2 separate regions of the Mus musculus genome follow, and region 2 is linked to region 1. The links are chromatin contacts, found by POLR2A ChIA-PET in ENCODE. All regions are on one chromosome and are shown on one strand. Each heading gives the region's core, a stretch centred on a gene start or an enhancer-like site at or near the end of the contact. The rest is flanking DNA. Distances are from core to core; before and after follow the strand shown.

Region 1 (2,510 bases), core at 8-2,507:
GCCTTCCCATCCTAGCTCAATGGTCCTGATGAAGGAAAAGGGGGGCAAAAAAACCCCACCAATGCCTGGACAGGAAAACCTACCAATCCCAGAGCTCCCCCAAATCCCAACCAATTCTCACTCTGGAAATCTCTGCCCTGAGAAGCTCTGCCACCTAAGAAATCCTACTTAAGACTTCTTCTTTGTTTGGTGTCCTGCTGCCCACTTCCCAGAGCAGAGACAGCCACCCCAGGATTCATCCCTCCACACCCTGGATTTGTCCCTGCAATGAGACTCCTGAACTACCCGGCTCAGCTGGGGATACCCTCCCTGCTGTTGAGGAGACTTCCTCTCAGAGTTGTGTGCTTCCTGGCCCCGTGTCTCAGTATGCCCTTCCATGGGACACCTTCTCCCCTCAGAGCTGTGTGGTTCCTGGGCTTCCGTGGAGTGCCCACGAAACCCTTCTTTAGCAGCAGGAACACTTAACAATACATACAAGCAAAACACTACTTATATACATAAAATATTTAACTTTAAAAACAAAAATAGCTTGGGCGTTTTATATCCTAAGCTGCCCTCCAACTTCAAATCCTTTTGCTTTTGCCTTCGCCTTCCCAGAGCTGGAATTGCAAGCGTGCATCCGTTGTAAATAAAATTCTGAGGTTTGGTTTAACGACGGAAAAGGCCTTATAAATTCTGTACACTTGTGAGGGTTGAAAGCACCACCCTGACCCCCGTGGGGTGGACCTCGCCGGTACCTGACCCCAACGCCAAACTGAACCCACAGGCAGCAGTCAAGCCTGCAGAGTTCGAATCCCGGGGATCGCTGCCTTAGGATTCCAAGTGTGAAGATGGCCCTAATGGCCGTACCTACTTCCCAGAGCGGAGGAGGAAAGGCCATGCACGTAAGCGCTTACGCCCAGGGTGCCTGCCATATGCCGGACTTCAGAAAACGTCGCAGCCCGGCCGGGGTCTCCCAACACTGACCAAAAAGCAAAACTGTACTCGAGCCGGAGGGCGGGCCTCCGGGGCGACCCCTCACAGACCAGCTTCCGGTCGCTCCGCCTCGGCTGGGACTAAAGGCCCGCATCCCCGGGTCCCGCGGGGCGACGCCCAACGACCAGAACCCCTACCGGGGGATGGTCACGCCGGGTGGCCGCAGCCCGCTACCGCCGCCTTGGGTGGACACTCACCATCTCGGACGGATCCTGCAGCTCCGAATCGCCAACACTTAGCCGCGTTCCCCGCCCTTCTGAGCCTGCGCACAGTCCTTTGTGGAGACGGACAGATCGAGCAGCCTATCAGGAGCCAGCAGTGATGGGCGGGCTGACGGGAGTCAACGAAGCAAGGACTCAACCCTTTGGGAAAGAAGGAAGCTGCTGTGGAGAATTTCCTCTCCATCGGTGAGGACGAGTTGTCATGTCTTGGCGTGTTTTCAGTATTCAATCCAGGTCCCTGGGCTGAGGCCAACTGTTGCTGAACTAATTCCCTTTGGCCCAGATTGAGGCAGAGAGCAGGAACCTAAATGAGCTGAGGACATGGGCAGCCCCGAGGTTGGGCATCTCATGAACAAGCTCTGGGATGAATTAGTCAAGGCTGTCCTGGGCGTGTAAGATGTGGGGTCGCGAGCTCCACCGCATGCCTGTGTTTCTTGAAAGAAACTTTTTTTTTTTTTTTTTTTTTTTTACTTCTTTGCCCTGCCAGTTTCTCACCTCTTTAGAGGACCAGTTCTCCCAAAGACCTGTCTTGTCCTCTGGTCATTGTGTACTCTTGCAGGCTATGAAAAATATCCGGGTTTCTAGCAGAAAACCTAGCTTAAAACACTGGCATGTAACGAACCTTTGTCGCAGGAAAGTCGCATAGCTTACTTCAATAGCCTCACTGTGTGATTGGCACCTCCACTTTCTTCACGAACGTTTCTTCCCGCAATGGGACTTGCTGACACCAAGCCTGATGATCTGCTTCCAGAGTTTCATGGCAAGTACCTTTTCCTCAGTGAGGTTTGCATTAAGAGTGCAGCAGGCATCACTAAATCAGACCAAGGATAACGGTATCTGTATTGATGTCCTGTGCACCTAGTATGATGGACTAAGGGAACATGACCTCCCTGGCATTTGCCACTAAAATCCAATCTTAAGAAAATTAAACCCATATTGAGGGATATTCTCTAAGGCAATCGTCTTCAACCCTCCTAATACTCTGATTTTTATTTATTTATTTATTTATTTATTTTTGTTTTTCGAGACAGGGTTTCTCTGTATAGCCCTGGCTGTCCTGGACCTCACTTTGTAGACCAGGCTGGCCTCGAACTCAGAAATCCACCTGCCTCTGCCTCCGGAGTGCTGTGATTAAAGGCGTGCGCCACCACGCCCGGCATACTCTGACCTTTTAATTCAGTTCCTCAGGTTGTGGTGACCCCCAACCATACAATGATTTCGTAGCTACTTCATGACTAATTTTGTTACTGTTATGAGTTGTAATATAAATATCTGATATTCAGGATATCTGATATGCTACCCCAAAGGGGTCAT
Region 2 (2,510 bases), core at 7-2,506, 190 kb after region 1:
AGTGGGTTTGGGTGGTGACTTTGATTGAGAGCCTCTTAAAAGTTCTGGAATCCTCAACCCAAATCCTTTTGGATTTAGAAAGCCATTGCAAATGCACGGTCCCGCCTCCCCTCGCCCACCCGGCTGAGACTGCTAATGGAATTCTGAACATCTTAAGATTTTTGTGCTCCCGCTTAAGAGAATGGGTGAAAAGACTGGAAGGTGGTTCCCTAATGGCTTCTTTCCCTTAGTTTGGAGGCAGCCTAGACACTGGCAGACTGGAAGGAACTGCCAACATTGTGCCCATCCCTAAGATGCAGCAACAGCAACCACGCGAGCAGCTGTAGGCGCTATGTAGTTTCCCTATGGGCAAGAGTGGCTGGCGCGTGCGCAGACTGCGGGGTATCCGCAAGGACCAGACTCTATAATGGAAAGCGGCCGGAAGCTTTCGGCTTTTAAAAGAAATAGTCACACTTCCTCGGCAGCCTAAAAATATTATTGTATTCTGATTTTAGCTTCCACTAGGTTTCCTAGAAAACCGGTTTTTTGAAAGCGCCCACAAGTCACAACCACTGACCACGCCCACCCACAAGCCCCACCCACAGAGACCCGCCCCTCAGCCTAGAAGCGCGGGACCCTGAAGCCCCGCCCAATCACCCGTTCCCGAAGCTGCGCGCGCAGCGAAGAAGCTGCGTCAGCAGTTGGGGTTGAGTACTCGACAGGTGCAGGCGCTGCCGAAGAAACGGCACTGGCAGGAGGCGCACGGGTCGCAGCAGGCGGGTGCGGGTGGCTTGCAGCTGTCGCGGGTGGCCACGCAGGGCGAAGGTGGCGGGGGCCTTGCCACCTTCTTCATCGAAGCCTTTTTCTGTAGGAGAGACGTTGAGGACTACTGAACGGGCTACGCCATCCTGCGATGCTCATGTACTGTGGAGGTCCAGGACCAGAGACCTCTGCCCCCCTTTTTTTTCATGCACACAGGGCATCCCAGTGGGTCCTTGCCCTCCACCCCAACCTGCACATCGCCTTCATCTTCAAGCTTACCTAGCTCTGACCTGGCCCTTTTCTTAGGCCCCACTTAGCCCCAATTTTAAACAACCTTCCGGTTTGAAGCCTGTCACCATCCGTGTTATCCATTGCCCCTGGGTTAGGCCACTCACTGTCTTCTTTCCCTTAGCCACCCTGTCCTCTAGAGTTAACATCCTCCAGTGGCCAAAGAAGGCCCTTCCTATGACCTCATCGTCCGCTTAAGGGCTCCCAGTGATTTCTCTAGGGAGAAACAAACTTCCTTTTGGCCCTGGAGGACTCCTGTGTTTGGCATCTGTCCTTTGGGCTAGCTACCCCATAGCCTAGAGACATTCTAGCACTGGTAGTCAGGTCCTGTGTGCTGAGGAACCGAGTTTTCTATTTAAGTGTAACGTAAACATATATTTTCCTGTTAAACATAAATACTAGGTCCACATTTAGCGTTGGAATTGATGTGTGCAGTGACAGCTATTTACCAGATTTTAAAGACTGCACAAAAGTAACTTTAAAAAAATTTTTAGATGTTGAAATAGTAATACTTTATACCGAGTTTTAAATATTGTTAGTCTTTTAAGGCAGCTATTAGAAAATACAAAATTATACATTTATGGCTTATACTGTGTTTCTACTGGACATTGCTCTAGATTACTAATTTTTTTTGTTTAATGCTACTTCTCTAGGCTTTCCCCATGCTTTAATTCCTTTACAGTATGTATCATATAAGACTTTAGATTTCTTTATTGATTTACTTGAAGGCTGGTTTCCCCACTCAGACGTAAGCTCCACACAGCTATAATCTCTTGTTTACTGCTGTATTGCCAGCACCTAGCATGTATATGTATTTTGTTCAGTGCTCCCTGCTTTGGTTATAGTTGATCCAATTAATTGAGCCACACTACACAGGAATAGTATGTGCATTTCAACAATGCCTCAATCTGCTATTTATCAGAGTGTAGGAACCTGTATTATCGTAGTATGATTTTAGGTATAGGTACAAAAACATGAAATGGTCCTCAGTCAGCGAGAAAGCATTCTTTTTTCTGTCTGTTTCGGTTTGGAAGGCTCTGTTTGGTCCTAGCATGTCCTTAATTGCTTTTTTCAAGGCATTCTAACTGCCTTTTAACAAAGTGTGTTTTAGTAGCCTGTTTCAACTTGTGGGTCAAGAACCCCTACGGGGTCCTAATAACCCTTTCACAGGGGTTGCCTAAGACCACCGGAAAACACAGATATTTGCATTATAATTCATAACAGTAACAAAATCACAGTTATGAAGTAGTAATTAAAATAATTTTAAGGTTGGAGTCACCACAACATAAGGAACTGTATTAAAGGGTTAAGGAGCCTCTAGCACATATTAACATCCAGCTGACTTTAACATGGTATTTATTATTAATTATTAATTATTTGCCATAGTGGGAATTGAACCCAGGGCTTTGTGTGTTACAGGCAAGCTTTAGTACCCCACTATATCCCCTCATTTAACAATATTCATTTTGTGAGAGCATCTC

The links. ChIA-PET counts read pairs that join two places held with the same protein, here RNA polymerase II (POLR2A).
Region 2: POLR2A ChIA-PET joins it to region 1 with 10 read pairs in embryonic stem cell. The contact joins the enhancer-like site here to the promoter of Dynlrb1 in region 1. POLR2A ChIA-PET finds 5 or more read pairs at or near these places in 3 of 5 experiments (Patski and embryonic stem cell).

What each region holds. Positions count from the first base shown.
Region 1 is chr2:155,235,280-155,237,789 of GRCm38, reverse strand. Dynlrb1 (dynein light chain roadblock-type 1) reads right to left here and starts at 1,257. Exons shown (of 4, transcript NM_025947.3): 1 at 1,173-1,257. The coding sequence starts at 1,175. Gm52565 (a long non-coding RNA gene) reads left to right here and starts at 1,287. Exons shown (of 2, transcript XR_003954076.1): 1 at 1,287-1,382.
Region 2 is chr2:155,048,962-155,051,471 of GRCm38, reverse strand. It overlaps a (nonagouti), which reads right to left. Exons shown (of 4, transcript NM_015770.3): 4 at 460-844. The coding sequence ends at 674. Among named protein-coding and RNA genes, the nearest start is that of Gm39965, 4.6 kb to the right of the region's middle. Within about 2 kb of position 1,256, at least 1 of the 3 ENCODE cell types and tissues checked has a DNase peak (open chromatin) inside an H3K27ac peak, as active enhancers do.